Linked DNA regions of Homo sapiens: regions 2, 3 and 4 are each linked to region 1. Evidence: chromatin contacts called from ENCODE Hi-C or POLR2A ChIA-PET data. All regions are on one chromosome and are shown on one strand. The core of a region is the stretch at or near the end of the contact, and the rest is flanking DNA. Distances in the headings are between cores, read along the strand shown. Region 1 has its middle 35 kb from the start of DNAAF10. Region 2 has its middle 45 kb from the start of ARHGAP25. Region 3 overlaps ARHGAP25 (Rho GTPase activating protein 25). Region 4 holds the start of ARHGAP25 (Rho GTPase activating protein 25).

The links. A loop is a pair of places that touch in the nucleus more often than their neighbours do. ChIA-PET counts read pairs that join two places held with the same protein, here RNA polymerase II (POLR2A). Pooled maps may share reads with other maps.
Region 2: a pooled map shows a loop between it and region 1 (11-fold over the local background). The contact joins two enhancer-like sites. A Hi-C loop is called at or near these places in 2 of 37 single-sample maps with no recorded cell type and 5 of 50 pooled maps. POLR2A ChIA-PET finds 5 or more read pairs at or near these places in 1 of 52 experiments (T-cell).
Region 3: a map with no recorded cell type shows a loop between it and region 1 (5-fold over the local background). The contact joins two enhancer-like sites. A Hi-C loop is called at or near these places in 3 of 37 single-sample maps with no recorded cell type and 1 of 50 pooled maps. POLR2A ChIA-PET finds 5 or more read pairs at or near these places in 1 of 52 experiments (naive thymus-derived CD8-positive, alpha-beta T cell).
Region 4: a loop to region 1 is called in a map with no recorded cell type, with 7 times the contacts of the local background. The contact joins the promoter of ARHGAP25 here to the enhancer-like site in region 1. A Hi-C loop is called at or near these places in 4 of 37 single-sample maps with no recorded cell type and 3 of 50 pooled maps.

Annotation. Positions count from the first base shown.
Region 1 is chr2:68,120,030-68,124,221 of GRCh38, forward strand. It overlaps the pseudogene PPIAP64. Among named protein-coding and RNA genes, the nearest start is that of DNAAF10, 35 kb to the right of the region's middle. RefSeq lists enhancers at 910-1,069, 1,300-1,469, 1,480-1,559, 2,408-2,702. Within about 2 kb of position 1,287, at least 4 of the 41 ENCODE cell types and tissues checked have a DNase peak (open chromatin) inside an H3K27ac peak, as active enhancers do.
Region 2 is chr2:68,688,165-68,692,398 of GRCh38, forward strand. No RefSeq gene overlaps it. Among named protein-coding and RNA genes, the nearest start is that of ARHGAP25, 45 kb to the right of the region's middle. Within about 2 kb of position 1,992, at least 4 of the 41 ENCODE cell types and tissues checked have a DNase peak (open chromatin) inside an H3K27ac peak, as active enhancers do.
Region 3 is chr2:68,764,823-68,768,893 of GRCh38, forward strand. All of the region lies in intron 1 of ARHGAP25 (Rho GTPase activating protein 25), which reads left to right. Among named protein-coding and RNA genes, the nearest start is that of ARHGAP25, 32 kb to the left of the region's middle. Within about 2 kb of position 1,614, at least 17 of the 41 ENCODE cell types and tissues checked have a DNase peak (open chromatin) inside an H3K27ac peak, as active enhancers do.
Region 4 is chr2:68,732,312-68,736,389 of GRCh38, forward strand. ARHGAP25 (Rho GTPase activating protein 25) reads left to right here and starts at 2,500. Exons shown (of 11, transcript NM_001007231.3): 1 at 2,500-2,949. The coding sequence starts at 2,889.

The DNA of each region.
Region 1 (4,192 bases), core at 37-2,536:
GATCACCTGAGGTTAGGAGTTCAAGACCAGCCTGGCCAACATGGTGAAACCCCATGTCTACTAAAAGTACAAAAATTAGCCAGACATGGTGGCTCACGCCTGTAATCCCAGCTACTCGGGAGGCTGAGGCAGGAGAATCGCTTGAACCTGGGTGGTGGAGGTTGCAGTGAGCCGAGATCATGCCAGTGCACTCCAGCCTGGGCAACAGAGTGACTCCATCTCAAAACAACAACAACAACAAACTATAGTATTTACCCCAGAGTTTTGTGGTGGGGATTTAAAAATACAACATGAGAGAAACAATATAGTAAGCACTCCACAAATATTAGCAGCTATTATTATTATTGTCAACATTATCATCTTTATAAATGTGATCCTGATCAAGACTCTAGAGACAGGCCACTGGTTTCCCTCCAAGTTTACTCCTCATTCACTGTCTTTCTTTCTTTCTTTTTTTTTTTTTTTGGAGATGGAGTCTCACTCTGTCACCCAGGCTGGAGTGCAGTGGCGTGATCTCAGCTCACTGCAACCTCTGCCTCCCAGGTTCAAGCGATTCTCCTGCCTCAGCCTCCTAAGTAGCTGGGACTACAGGTGCATGCCACCACATGCAGCTAATTTTTTGTATTTTAATAGAGATGGGGTTTCACCATGTTGGCCAGGCTGGTCTCAAACTTCTGGCCTCAATTGATCCACCTGCCTTGGCCTCCCAAAGTGATGGGATTACAGGTGTGAGCCACCTCGCCTGGCATATACTGCTTTCTTTAGCTTCCATAGCCTCAACCGAGAGCAAGAGAATAAGGCTTCTGACATTCTTCCTAGGAAGCTTTACGGAACAGATTGGAAAATTCACAACAAGCCCTAAGTGGCCCATAGTGGATTAGTGGGGACTGTGGCCGTCAGGACTCCCCCTTAGCTGAGGCTTCTGTGTCTTCTGTGTCTGCTTTCTTAGGGCCCTTTAGCCTGTGAGCTCTTAGGAATGCAGGAAGACCCTCTCTTTCCCCCTGGGTGGTAACAAAATTTCCCCTGGTCCATCATTCCTGAGCCCTAGTTCAGTCTGTGTGCGGCCAGGTCAGCGCTCAATAGGGTTCCAAACCTGTTGGCTGCAAGCACAGACTCCCTCTGAGTGTGAATGTTATCTCTCACCAGATGAGGGATGTGCTCAGCCCAGATCAAACACTTGTTTATCTACAGGGTGGTGAGAGCCAAAACTCTGCTTCTGTTTCTCCCTGGTGGTTTATTTGCTTACCCTTATCACCTCTGAGCAGTGGTGTTGTTTGCATAGAGTTCTCGGTTTCTGGCATGTTAAATTTAGAGGTACCCCAGGCTTCTCGGAGGGATCAGAGTGTTGAGCAACTCCTCAGGGAGGTGCAGGAGAATATCACTGGATGAGGGGTCAGGAGATGAGGGCCTGGGTCTGTCTTCAAATGCAGAAATTGAGTGCAGAGGTCTCAAAGGCCTCTTCTGGCACTGACGTTCTGACTGGCCATGAAAGCCTTGGGTGTCATAAAGAAGAAAAGTTGAAGACTTAAAAGGAGGAAGTGTGAGTGTCTTCAGCCTCCGGTGTGAGGGAGAACTGTGAGTCTCTTTTGACCACAGTTTATTTTGTGTTGCTTCTTTTAGCTGCATGGTCCATACGCCAAAGGTGGGCAGGTGGAGGGCTGCTACTCACTAACTTGGTAGTGCAGAAATGGCTTTTAAAAACAGTGGCTATATGGCTGCGCACGGTGGTTCATGCCTGTAATCCCAGCACTTTGGGAGGCCGAGGCAGGCGGATCACTCGAGGTCAGGAGTTCGAGACCAGCCTGATCAACATGGAGAAACCCCGTCTCTACTAAAAATACAAAAATTAGCCGGGCGTGGTGGTGGGCGCCTGTAATCTCAGCTACTTGGGAGGCTGAGTCAGGAGAATCGCTTGAACCCAGGAGGCGGAGGTTGCAGTGAGCTGAGATCGTGCCATTGCACTCCAGCCTGGGCAACAAGAGCAAAACTCTGTCTCAAACAAAACAAAACAAAACAAAACATTGGATCTGGTGCAAAGAAGATGGAGAGAAATTCTAGAATTCCTGCAGGAAGTTAAGTGATGGTATAAAGAAGTCCTTACTCTGAGAAATGCTTCGTTAAAATCAGAATTTACAGAATAAACGGTTGGTAGGAGATAGAGGCATGTACTATTTACTTTACAAAATAATTCCTCACTTTATAAAAAGCCAAATATTTTCTCTTGGAAGTTAGCCTTGTGATGCTACCAGTAAGACTGAATCTATAATAAAGCTAATGATCCAACTTTTGGTTAAAAAACCCATTCTGTAAAAAGAAGCATAGGCATGCTATGCAGTGTTGTTATATACAAAGTGGGTTTTCTTCATAAACACAATCACATTTTTGGAAGACATTTCTGTAAGATAATGTCTTTCTCAAGGTCCAGTTTGGCTTGCGTGCCTCCTGGGAATTAAACAGGATAGATTTTTCCAGCTGCATTTGAAAGACAAATTCCGTTTCCTTGTGTTGAAAGGTCTGCAATGCCCACATCTCCCACAAGGGGGCAGCGCACCACTGGGTCTTCAGGTACAAGGACGGCCTGGGATTCGGAACGTGCGGCTGAGGGGCCTCCTTCCCAGGGGAAGAAAATCCACTGAAAGTCGTGAAGAGGCGGACCTTATGTACCACGACATAATTGAATTTCATATCTCACGAACCCTGCGTATTTGCCAGAAACTTTCGGGCTGTTCTCATTCAGAAAAGGATGAAATCATTTTGTGTGTTGGATAGTCCTTAGACATTCCCAGAAAAAAAATTATTTTTCATGTATATATGCAAAGTGTATCCAGCTAAATCACAAGCAAAAGTGACTTTAAGCAGGTACCAAGACACGCCGGATCATAAAGACACTGTTCTCCCTTCAAGTTCCTTTGGTGAGTTTATGGACACGCATGAGGTAAGCTGCGCCGTTCATGTTCTACTGCGCGTGACTTTGTACTGCCCCTGAGTGGAAAAGGTATTTGGGATTCGAAAGAAGTTATTATTAAGTACAAACAAATTCCCAAGAAAAGAAATGTAGTATGAAGATCAATTTGAGTGTGTAGGGGGAGTTTTCCTTTCCTGTTTTTGTACTGGGCTGGGCTTGCATTGGTGCACATAAAGGATAATAAAAGTAACTTAAAAAACCAAGGGATTCCATGGTGTCTGGTTTACAAGAGCTGATGGAGAAGATACAATTGCCAAAAGGGAGTATTGGGTGCCAAGACCCAGATCTGGCCTAAGGAAGCACGCATTGGTAGCGCCCTAGTTTTCACCTCATGGGAGGACGCAGCCAGGGAGGCCGTGCTTGACGGCTCTGTCAGGGCGGCAGAATCCAGTTACACCTCCCAACATCCATTTCCCTACTTCCTCAGGACCAGAACTCCCAAATGGTAGCCGGGTATAACACTGCACACAATCAGGTTTATGCTTCTCGGTCTCACTGTGATAGGTGAGACCGAGACACAGGACCAAATCATCACCAATGGATACAAGCAAAAGTGCTCTTCAAAGTGCAAGATGTTCTTTTTCTTACTTTTCCTACTTTTCTGATGTCTGGAATGTGGATGTGATGGTTCAACTGGAACAGGCACACTGGATAATGCGTAATCTTTATTTTGGGTTTTCAGTTACCCGCAGCTGAACCTAACCCTAATCAACAACAATGCCTTCAAAAAACAGGCCAGAGGTTAAGATGGACTTTTTTTTCCTAATTACTTGTTTTATCATTATTTTATCATTTTAATCACCCACCAACATTTGCTTTTATTTATTTATTTATTTTTGAGACAGGGTCTCTCATTTTCCCCAGGCTGGAGTGCAGTAACACAGTCACCACTCACTGCAGCTTCAACCTCCTTGGCTCAAGTGATCCTCCTGCCTCAGCCTCCCAAGCAGCTGGGACTATAAGCTGTGCTACCACACCCAGCTAATTTAAAAAAAAAATTTTCTGTAGAGACAGTGTCTCACTATGTTGCCCAGGCTGGTCTTGAACTCCTGGCCTCCCAAAGTGCTAGGATTACAAGCGTAAGCCACTGCGCCTGGCCCAACATTTATTAAATGTTGTATTAAGGGGCCAGGGGCAGTGGCTCATGCCTATAATCCCAGCACTTTGGGAGGCCGAGGCAGGCAGATCACTTGAGGTGAGGAGTTTGAGACCAGCCTGGCCAACATG
Region 2 (4,234 bases), core at 742-3,241, 570 kb after region 1:
CCAATCTTGGGTATGTCTTTATCAGCAGCATGAAAATGGACTAATACACTTACCTTTCACCATTTACTCTATTTTCTCTTTTCAAACTAAATAATAATCTCTTAATTTCTGTATCTCCAGAACCTATTATTATAGTTTCTGGACTATGATGAGGTGCAATAACCATGAATTTAGTCACTTTCATGTGGAACATAAATGGCAGGAAATAAATTGTTTGGAAAGTATTACATGTTTTACTATTCATTTACTCAAAAGTATTTTTGAGCTCTTATTTTCTCCTTCTTAATTTAAAAAACCTCAGGCTGTTGAAGGAGAGATCATGTATTCATTTATTTCTTAGCTACTGGGCAGAGCAAAAATCAATAATTAGAAGAAGTGTGTTTTCCATGAAATTTTACACTCAAATCAACATTATAACTGTAGTGAAATTGGCATCACATTCTAAATAAGGGACCGAGCTATTCTTGTAGGAAATATAAACCTGGTATGAAAAGTAAGTGCTTATCAATAACACTTCCAGGAAGCAATTTTTACTCCGGGGCAATTTGCTGTGCATGCTGGGTCACTGCTGAGTTCAATGCTTCAGAACTTTAGATGATGAAAATGCCTTTCTTCCACATTACGTGCACTGCTGAGTTTCAGTTGGAAGGGTCCTTAGAGACCACCTGGTCCAACCCCCTTTTGCTTTTTATTTTCTTTCTTTTTTTTTTTTTTTAGGGGACAGGGTCTCACTCCATTGCCCAAGCTGGAGTGCAATGGCATGAGCACAGCTCACTGCAGCCTTGAACTCCTGGTTCAAGCAATCCCACCACCTCAGCCTCACACACAGCTGGGACTTGTCAATGAAAAGAGTCAAACTCAGTAAAATATTTGAAAAAAACGTATTCTGAGCCAGGTTTGAGTGACCCATAGCCCATGACGCAGCCCTCAGGAGATGCTGAGAATATGTGTCCAAGGTGGTTGGGCCACAACTTGGTTTCACACATTTTAGGGAGACATAAGGCATCAATCCATACATGTAACATATACATTGGTTTGGTTCAGAAAGGCAGGTTAAATGGAAGCTGCGGGCTTTCAGATCATAGGTAGAACCAAAGATTTTCTGATTGGCAATTGATTGAAATAGTTATTATCTAAAGACTTAGAAAGAGTGTTTTGGTTAAGATAAAGGGTTGTGGAGACTAAGGTTTTATTACACAAGCGAAGCCTCTAGGTAGCAGGATTTAGAGAGAATAGATTGCAAATGTTTCCTGTCAGACTCAAAAAGTCTTTTCTATGAGTAATTCCAAAAGGGAGGAGGGTATAATGGAGCATGTCTAGCACCCCCTTCCCATCATGGACTGAACTGGATTTTCAGGTTAACTTTGGAATGCCCTTGGCCAAGAGAAGAGGCCCATTCAGATGGTTGGGGGGCCTTAGAATTTTATTTTTGGTTTACAGACTATAGGTATGCACCACCATGCCTGGATCCCCCTTATTTTTCAATTAAGAAAGCACTCCAGGGTGGTTAACTACTTACGCAAATATTACAGAGTTATTTGAGATTTGTGATAAGAATCTGGTCTTGCAATTCTTGGTTCATTATTCTTTCCTTTACTGCAAGTAGGTAAGAAGATAAATCATGGGTATGGTTTATTGTCAGTGTCCTAGGGTGACAGAGAATCAGTTTTGGGGAAAATAGGTTAATTACAAAGCTTTCCAGAAGACTTGTTCCTCAGAAACTAAATTACATATCTTCTTTTCCTGCTCCCAATCATTGCCTCTCATGCAGGATTAGGCCAAGCAGGTGGGAAGAGAACTGAATACTAGAGGGTCTTAGAGAAAATGAAGTTTAGCCAGTCATTCATAGAAGAGGAACTGAAACTTATTTCACAGAGAGGTTAAGCAACCTTCATTCTCCCTTTAGTGAAAGAGGCAAATATTCTTTAGAAACCCATGTGACAGCTTCGTTCTCTTGCAGCTGATTTTGAATCTTGCAGTTAATCATGATCTCTGGGCCATGGGCCTTATTGTCTTGAGGCTCTCATTTTACTGATTGATAAAGCAGAAAAACAGAGAAGTGGTGTGATGTGGCGAGAAAGTGCTAGCAGGAAATGAGATAGCTATTACCACCCAGGGCTCTCCTGTTTCTCTCTGCAAGACTCCTTTGGAAATCTTGCATTGCCTTCCCCTTTCTGAGTAATTCCGCGGGGCTTCATTTAGATTGTGCTCATTTGCATTAACTCTCATAACGAAGAGGTGTATTACCAACTGAAATGGAAAAAGGCCTGTGGTTACTTTGTGTCTTCTCTGCTGTCTCTGGTCTCTGGGACCAGAACTCATCCTCAGTACCGAGAGCCAAAGAGGAGCTGACCATGGATTAGATGAAATAAGGTACTGTGTACCTGACACCCAGGAAATAGTCAGTGTTTCTTACCTCCTAGTATTGTTGCAAAATGAAGCAGAATACAGTATATCTTTTGATTCAAAGGTGTCATTAGGCCTTATAACTATTAACCAATTAACAGGTTAATATTTTAGCTTGCACTTTTGCTTTAAAATCTGAATATTGCATGTTAATTTAAAATATGGTTTGTTAGGAGTGTGGTAGGAATATAACTTGTTTGAAATTGACATCAATGTCTAAAATGAAAAACCATGCATCCCAAAACATGGTGATTACCAGCGGAAGGTCAGGAAAACATGCTTCTCTTCTGCAGATGGAGGTACAATGAGGTGTTTGACAGGGGCTTATGTTCCCAACACACCTGGCCTGGACTCTGCATGGAGAAAAAGGTTTGTTCACTAGACTGAGATTTCGAAGGGTAGAGTATTTGTAGAGAGAAGCCAGGTCTCCAGTGTTGCTGGGTTTGGGGAAAGCCTGTAATGGATTCAGGTGTCCAGGTGAGAACAGCTTTCTGACAAATGTGCTGCTGAGGGTGATGTTCTCTCAGCACGTGGCCTGTGAGCTCTCAGTGATGCTCCAGCCAGCAGGAGTACACCAATAAGCCTGACTCTCTGCCAATAGCTGGGGCCAGAGGTCTCGTCCTCATTTTTCACTGGTACCTGGCAGGCAAAATTCCTATCCAGGAGGGAATGGTAGCTCTGGACAGTTGTATAAATATGCTATCAAAATTTGAGAGGCAGAAAGCAAATGACAGGAGGCCAGACCCTCCTTGGAGTCATCAGTCCACTCAAAGTCCCTAGACCCCTTGCTCAATAATTTCACTTTAGTCCACATAATTCCAAGAGGACTAACTAAGGTTTTCATTACAGTGGTCTCTTCTGGCAGTAAGGGTCTGCTCAAATAGCTCTAGTGGACAGAGGCCACAGACATCTGTTAGTGCCAACCTCAGAAAATCCCACTATAAGTTTCTGTTATATTTTTATTTTTTCAATGAAGCTCTTTACCTAGACACAAAGGTGATGGAGAAGTGTTTCCTCCCTATCAAAAAATACTTTGAATTTTTCAAAGAAATTTCATTTTCCTTGAACAATACAGACAAAATCAAATAATGCATAAGCACTCATAATCTCTGACCCTCCCTTTGCCCATAAAGAACATTCTGGAAATTCTAGCATTGTTAACTTGGTACTTCCCTTACACTATCCTATCCTTCCTACCTTCCTTCTCTCTCCTCTATTCTACTCTCCTTGGTGGTCATTTTTATTATTATGAGGTCTAGTTTATTGGACAAGAGGAGAAGTGTTAGCTAGAGAATTTATACTGGAAATGAAAGAAAAATTACAATAAATCTAGGAATGAGATGGAGTCCAGAAGAACCCAGTAGGATAGATTTCAGGGAGTATTAACTTAGGAGTTGAGAATGCAAAAGAGAATAGTCTCAAGTCACTTCCATCTACATGGAAGATATTGAGAAGGGATAAACTAGAAGAGAGGACAAGACATTTGACTATGGGTTGAGTAGGTGAATCCTTAAGAAATGGAATATGGCCGGGCATGGTGGCTCATGCCTGTAATCCTAGCACTTTGGGAGGCTGAGATGGGTGGATCATGAGGTCAAGAGATCGAGACCATCCTGGCTAACATGGTGAAACCCCGTCTCTACTAAAAATACAAAAGATTAGCTGGGTATGGTGGTGGGTGCCTGTAGTCCCAGCTACTCGGGAGGCTGAGGAAGAAGAATGGTGTGAACCTGGGAGGCGGAGCTTGCAGTGAGCTGAGATTGCACCACTGCACTCCAGCCTGGGCAACAGTGCAAGACTCCGTCTCAAAAAAAAAAAAAAAAGAGAG
Region 3 (4,071 bases), core at 364-2,863, 650 kb after region 1:
CTTTCTTCAGTTTAGCCTTGCCTATCCTACATCTTGCAGAAATCCGTCTTCCCCCCAAATGGCATGCAGATAGAATCCTTCTTTACTTTTACTTTCATTTTAGATCTCCCCTTGTTATTATTGAGCTAGTCCCTTTGTCATTTTAATGGAAATTTGGAAATGGAAGCTCTTGCCATGAGGTCACCTAGAATTCTAGGTGGTCATTCCTTCCTGAGTTCCCTCACAGACCACCCTTGGGCTCCCTCCGGTTTCTGCTGCCCTTTCTCTCTCTCTGCCAGTAAGTGTTGGGGTAAAAGCTGACTTTACAGGAAATACTATCCATACTGGCAGCCTCAGTAAGTCCCTCAGTTCTTCCCATTCATCAGCTGATAAAGTGACAGTGCAGGGATATGGAGGCGGATCTGTCTGGGAGGGAATGTGTACGTAAGTGGTATAACATCTGTGTAGTGTCATTCCGCTGTGCTCTGAGGAGTAACAGGTCTGAAATGCAGACCTTGGAAAATAGACAAGTTGAAGTTTAGAGCAATAGTTGACATGTAAAAAAAAAAAAACCCAACAAGCCTATTGAATTTATTTTTAAGCCTAATAAAATATTTAAAAAGATCATTTATTATATCAACATTCCAAACACAACAGAGAAAATATAATGAACCCCCATGTAGACCCACTACTGAAGTTCAACAGAATATTTCGTCACATTGTTTTATCTATCCCTTTCTTTTTCTTTTATTCCCTTTTATGCTAAGATATTTTAAAACAAATCCCAGACACATTTTCCCCATGCTTAAGTATGCATCCTTAAAAATATGGAAATTTTATTTTCTAGCCACATTGTCCTGATCACGCCTAACAAAACTAATCAATAATTCATTGGTATCATCTATCCTTTATCCATGATCAAATTGTCTCAGTTTTTAATGAAATCTTTTTATCAGGTTGTAGAATAGGAGAAACATATTATGACTCGTTTCCTGGGCCCACCCCACTGCTAGCATTATTCATTGGTCACTTTAACTCTCAGTAGTGTTAAAGTTTAAAATCACTGTTCCCTAAGACCTGTAGAGGCCCCAGAAACTGACTGGAGTGACGTCTGTTAGGCTGTAATGGCTTGTAGCCTCCTCAAGGGCCAGTGCTTGATGGTAGTTGCCAGTACTTGAGCATTGCCCTGGAAGGGTCCTTCCTGTGAATTACTCAGGCCATATAATTCATCCATGCTTATGCAATACAAATATTTCAAGCATCCTAATGCACTTATTTATTTATGAATGCTAGTGACTAGTGAACCAAAACCTCTTACCTAAAATAAATGACTAGCTTTGGCAATGGAGGGGTCAGTACTTCGATTGCTCTTCCTAATGTAACACACCACTAGGGTGTTGGGCAGAGCTTACTGCACTAATTATCCTGCAGTCCTACCTGATGAGAATTGTTCTTCCTTACACTAACGCCTGGGAAAGCAGGTAGCTTGCATATGCAGTTAACCAGCTACATTGTCAAAGAATTTTCTACAGAGAAAATTTGCCCTCTGATTGCCAAATCTCCACTTTGCCTTGTGCTGAGGAAGAGGCAGCTCTGGGGCAGTGTTCTTCCGCAAGCTTCTTGTTATTACACGTGGCTTCCTGTTATGCAGAGACAGGCGGAGAGGGCTGGGTAAGGTGTTGCAACTGATGGAGACACACAGACCCACAAGAGGCAACTGCACTCTAAATTCCTAAGAAACACGAAAGCCACAAAACATGAACACTGGAGGGGTGGCCCTGGAGAGGCACCCTAGGTGAAACAAATTTGCTGGCGTGCAAAAAAACCTTGCAATATTTGTTGCTGGCTCAGGTTTCCAGAGCTGCTGATAAGAAAGAAGTAACAGAAAGCCAGTACTCCTCTCTCTCTCCCCTTCTCTCTCTCTCTCTCTCTTGTTCTCACTCTCTGTCATTCTCTCTCCCTCTCTCTTGTTCTCACTCTCTGTCATTCTCTCTCCCTCTCTCTTTTTCTCTCTCTCACACACACAGATAATTTCTCTCCCTCTGTCTCATATTGCTACCAAGACAGCATTTTTTACCTCTTCCTGCAGAACACATAGTTATTGGTGCCAAGCCCCTTTCCAAAGCAGATTCTTTTCCTTTAGGTTGACATAGTCACTTGTCAAACAATAAAGGGCATTTCTAGAATCCATAGAACATGGGAAAATGAAATCTGCCCAATTCCGGAGTATTGAGGCAGGCATTTAGGGAACAACTTTTAGATATTTCTATGAATTCGGTTATACAAATTTGTCTCAAGGGTGAGTGCCCTGGGAAGACCCGTGTGGTTTAATTTCAGGGTACAGAGAGAAGGCTCCTTTGCTGTCATCAGTCTCACAGTAAAGATGCCTTTTGAAGGGGCAGTGCTTTTCATACTAAAGTTAAAAACGAAACTCAAAAGAATGATGGGTGCTTTTCAATGGGGGGGTGGCGTTTGCTTTGAAGACAGAAAAGGGATACAGAAAGCGAGCCTGAAGTTTCTGAAGTCACATGTCCTAATTTCCTTCTGGGTGGAAACTGAGGGCCATCATCCCGCAGTCTGATAACAGGATAGGTGGGGGGTCTGCATGTATGTATGTGTGAATGTGGCAGGGGCGTTGCGTGTGTGTATGTGTGCGGGGTGTGGGCAGGGACGTATGAATCTGTTTATCATTTTCAGGTGGTAGCAATGCCAGGTCTGCTGTTTCAGAGAGCTCCCCAGTCGGCTCCTTCCTCAGCTGTGGTGTGGGCCTGACTGCCGGCCCACGGTAGCTTAGCTCACTCTCTCTCCCTCCCATGCCTCGGCCACGTGGGACCTTGCTCAGAATCCCTAGGTCTCTCCACATGAGCTTGGGTAGCAGCTGGTAAGACGTGGCAGGATTACCTAATATGTCCGTTTTCTTGTTGGGGTATCAGCACAGCCTCAGTGGTGGGCTTGAGGTTTCAGTACCATTTCTCTGTCACTGTGTTTTCGAGGCCTGCTGAGCCTTGCAGAGCATACACTGGCGGAAATAGCACAAAATTGTTTGTGCACAATCTAGAGGCAAAATGGGTGGGGCTGAGGCAGCTGCTTCACATGATAGGTTAGGAGTAGTGGCTTTGTTCCCAGCTCAGTGAAAGGTGGCATGGTCTCTCCTGTCCACTTCACTCTGGATTCTTTAACCCTGTGAATTACTAGACATGGATTCCATCTCCAATGTGGATGCCTCTCTTCACCACAAGAATACATGCTCCTTTCTGGGCTGTGGCTTAGGTATGGATATTGGGCTTTGAAATCAGATTTCTAGTTGTTAACTGGAGCAGATCATTTCACCTCTGTGAGCTTTGGTTCCTGGTCTGAAAAATGAGGGTGACAGTATGGTACTTACATAAAGAGCATGAGCATTAAATGACACAGCTCTATAAAGTGCTTGCACTGTGGCTGGCTCGTGGTAAGTACTCAATACATAAGTAACTTGATATTCATTATTGTTAGATCAGGGATTATATCTTCCATCGTCCACTCTGCTCAAGTGGATGCAGTGAACATATCCAGAAATCCCGCCAATAGGTAAATTGGCCAATATTTCTCGCAAATACAAAATGCCTGCATGGTGGCTCACATTTCGTTCTAAAACATTTATTTTATTAACTCAGCAAATATTTATCAAGATGCTTCAATTGCCAGATGCTTTTCTAGGAAGTGTGGAGCTTTACTAAAAATCCCAAGGAAAACAGCACCCTTTTCTGTCTTGCATCTCAGTTTATCCCCACAGCCTCAAGTTAGAAATGCTTCCCTCTGTGCTGGTTTCCTCTATGCCATCTTTTCTTTGGTTCCTGAACGTCTATGCAAATAACTTTTCTGGTCTGAGATTTTCACGTCACTCAAATCTTCTGGCTTTCACTTGCACCTCTTTTCTCCCCCTAGTCTCTTTCTTAATTCATAAGCCTTACTTATCAAAAGCAAAACTCTCGGGAAGCTTGAAGCTCTCAGTCCACCCTCACACTTTATCATGTCCAGAACTGGACTCACCTGCCTGTTCAAACTGGCCTTGTTCTCTGATTTCCTTTCTTGCTTCCATGAATGGGTCTCCCA
Region 4 (4,078 bases), core at 1,250-3,749, 610 kb after region 1:
TAAAGGAAGTTCCCTGCGTGTTTCTTAATGACACCTTCAAAATATTTTCAACATTCCTCAGTTTAAAGGTCCCAGGACTGAAATTTTAGATGGTGTCGAATTCCCCCGTGGAGATGCTGCTGGGCCGGGCCAGACAGCTACCTCTCTCACACCCGCTTAATTAAGTTGGGATACGAAAAAGAGCAGTGGTGTTTGGGTCAGGCAGGCAGTAGTGCAATGTCTCCAAGTAGCTGAGTCAAGTTCAGCGGAATCCAGCTCCCTGGGGAGGCTGGAGGGTAGCTGGGTAGACTGGGTGAGTGTGGTGGATTGGAGTCTTGATCAGCAAACACTCCGGCCCTTCTTCCACCCCTCCGGCCCTTCTCCCTCCCCACTGCTGCTGAGGACTGGGTGTACTTCCGGCCTCACTGACTTTGAGCTTGGCCATGTGACCTGTGTTGGCCAATGGAATGTGAGCAGACAGGGTGTGCGCAGAGGCGTTAAATGCGCTTGCAAGGTTCTTCTCTCTTGTGCTCCTTTCATTCCTGAAGACAGGAGTATACACCAGGTCACCACTGTTCCTTCAGCCTCGTTCTCTGGATATACAGTTTGGATACATTTAGTTTGAGATGGCTACTATAGATCTAAGCAGAGATCCATGTGATTTGGAGTTCAGGGGGTCTGGGCTGGAAATACACATTGGAATCATCTGCAAATATGTGACATTTAAAGCCTTGAGACAGATGAGCTCACCAAGGTGTGAGTGTGGATGGAAAAAGAGTCCAGTCGAGTCTTGGTTTCCTTCAATATTTAGAGGTCAGAGAGATGAGAAGGAATCAGCAAGAAAACAGACACGGAAAAGCCAGAAAGGCAGGCAGACAGCCAGGCCAACCATGGGCCGTGGGAGCCCCATGGACAGAGGGCTCAGAGTTGGAGAGAGCTATCAAATGTGTCCGACACTGCTGATGGGCCCGTGAGATGAAGATGAAGCCCTGACCTGTGAGTTTAGTGACAGGGAAGTCGTAGGTATCCTTGATGAGAATATATTTTGTGGAGTCATAGGGGCAAAAACATCAACCAAGGGATTCGGGAGAGAATAAGAGGAGAGATATTTGCAAGTTAGACAATTCTTACTAAAGCTTGGTTCAGAAATGAAGGAGAGAAATGGGACTCTAGCCCAAGGGGGTGGTGGCATCCAGAGAGATTTTTTATGGGATAAAAAATAGTAAGTTTGAACGCTGACAGGAAGGATCAAAGAGAGAGAAGAAATTGATGATGCAATAGGGATGGGAGAGTGTTAACAGCCAGTTCACCCATTGTACCAAGAATAAGGTCAGGGATACAGCTTGCATGCAGGTAGGTGAGCAGATAGAGTGAGGGAAGCTTGTGGACATTCTCTTTCAGTTACATTGATTTTCTCAATGAAACGGGAACCCAGGTCGTCAGTAAGAGTAAGCAAGTGGCAGGTGAAGAAGAAAGTATGACAGAGTCATCTAGGAGAGTTGGAGAATGAATGGAGCAAGGCGTGCAGCTTAGATGCTGGCTAGCAGTGACTGTTCTGAGCACTTTGTACTGGCTTTTCTACTAAAGCCTCACAACAGCCTATGAAGTAAGCCCTATTATTTGCCCCATCTACAGATAAGAATTGAAGCACAAAGTGGTCAAGAAACTTGTCCATAGTCCCACAGCAGGAAAGCCAGGATTTGACTACCAGTGATCTGTTTCCAGGGCCCAAATGCTTAAGCACTAGGTTAGGCTGACCCAGTTAAACATGAAAGCTTGTCACAGAACTGAACTAAATAGAATAGAATAAAGGTTGAATTAATGTGTGTGGTGCAACCACTCTGTGTCAAGCTCTGCACTAGATTCCTCTGCAAAAACCCTTTGAGTTGTGGTTATTATCAACCCCATTTTACTGATGAGGACATTAAGGTCTGGAAAGATTCAGTTGCTTGTTCAAAAGTTGAAGAGCTAGCAAATGGAAGCCCACACCATGTATACAGCCCACACACCCTGATTCTAAAGCCCACACCCTGTGTACAATGCCAAAGAACCCTTAGGATATGTGAGTGGGTCGACCTAGCTTAAGTTGCTTCATTAAGCCAAATACATCAAAACCCTCCCTACATCAGGCTGAGATCACTTGCAAACTTTATCCTGAGCACCTGGAGAGCTTGCGACATGGTCCTTACAGCAGGAAGAATTTAAAAGAAGATAACTTTGGGGGAATGCTTGTTGTTTTTCTGACCATTTTTGGATGCTTGATCCGTTAGGTGAGGAAGAGGAGAGCTTAGAGTTGAAGTAGATGATGGGAGTTTCGACATTTTCTTCTAATTAAAACTGTAATCTTTTATAACAGAAGCAACCATTCTGGTTTTTCAAGCATTTCCAAAAACCATTTTCTCAAGAAAGAGTGCTCATAATGTATCATCTTCACTGAACAGCCACCCACTTCCTCAAATGCAAGGAAGCAGACAGTTAAAAAAGAAACACACACACACACACACAAAACCAAGAGGCAGCAGTTGTTTATCACGACCTCAACTCAGTAAGGCCTGAGATTCTTTCGAAAAGGAGCTTTGCTTCCCATGACGCAGAGGGAAGTGTCAACTGGGATATTTCTGGTAAAACTGAAAGCAAGAAAAGCAGGGTGCTAGCCCCTGTGGGACTGAGGGTGGAGGCTGGGGGAGTTTGGGTGCCATCCTCCAGTGACAGATGGATGGACCTTTCATCTAAGAGAAAGGAGGAGACACGTTGGCAAATCAGCCTCAAGCCTAAGATTGCTTGTGAAGCAATCATAAGGAGGAACAAAAACAGACACAAAAACAGAGGGAAAGAGTGAAAAGACAAGAAGGGCGCAAACTGTGACAGACTCACCGCTTCACTAACTACTCACTTAAACTGGAAGCAAAATGTCCCTAAAATTGCCAAGGAACTGGGATTTCAACCTGAAAGTGGAGGCTGCGAAAATAGGTATGGTTGGTGTCTTTTCGTTGCCTCTGTGATTCTTACGTATACTCGAGCACCATTTGCATGTTGGTCTGCAGGGAGCATAGTCTACTTAAAAATGGATCTCGCAGCAAATCTGAGTTTGAGGGACCATTTGCATTTAAGTTGGCATGCCAGGTCCAAGTTCTAAAATGCTGGGAGGGGGTTCTCTTTCATTTGGACAAAACAGTGGGATGGCACTCCTTGGTGTGCAGGATCTGGGGTACTTCGGATGATTTAAGGCTACAGACTACACACAAAACTGTGAGTTTTTAGCATATTCCATTTCCTTCCTGTTTGGAAACTCATCCATATTTTGAATGGTTCTGAACAGGAGCACAAAGACTAGAGTCTTTTGAAGTGCTCAATCTGTAAGTAAATTCAATGGGTGTTCTGTTTTGTGAGCCCAGGAGTCAAGGTGTATTAAAAGGTAGTAGCAAAAGGTAGACAACAAAAACAAGACAGGAACATAAAAACGTACTAAAGTATAATAAAGACCTTACTTAATAAAAATATAATTAAAGGAACAGAATGGGAGGGAATTCTTAGATGAGTTGGAAAAGAGATGTATTTTTTATTATTTTAAGGGAGACTGGCATATTTTCTGAGATAGTCTGGCCTTTAATCCATACCCTGTCCTTCTAATGATGATAGTGATACATTAAGTTTAATCTATATATTCGTTATGAAGTTCTTTACATAGATTTCTTCTATTGCTAAATTGGTCACAGTAATTCACATCAGAGCAATCGGGCTGAAAACTATTGCCTACATTTATGTATCTCACCCATACATGAGATAACTTCCTTGATATTAGATATAGATAAGTATTAAGGTGTTTCTAACAGCTTGGAGGAATTTTGCTTGGAAAAAGGTTTAGATTTGAACCTCTAATGGGGTTAAGTGTGCTACTAAAATAAGTGCTCCATTGAAAAGTCACAAGCGGAGCATTAATGATGTAGGTCTGAGAAAGGGTTTGAAAGAAAACAGAGTAATCAGAGAAGCCATTTATCTTGATAACTAGGGGAGATTAGCGTTCCCTAATCAAGCTGTGAATGATTGTATGCTGAGGTCAGTTCAGAGAAAAGGTAATGTTCATACCTCTTACAAAAGC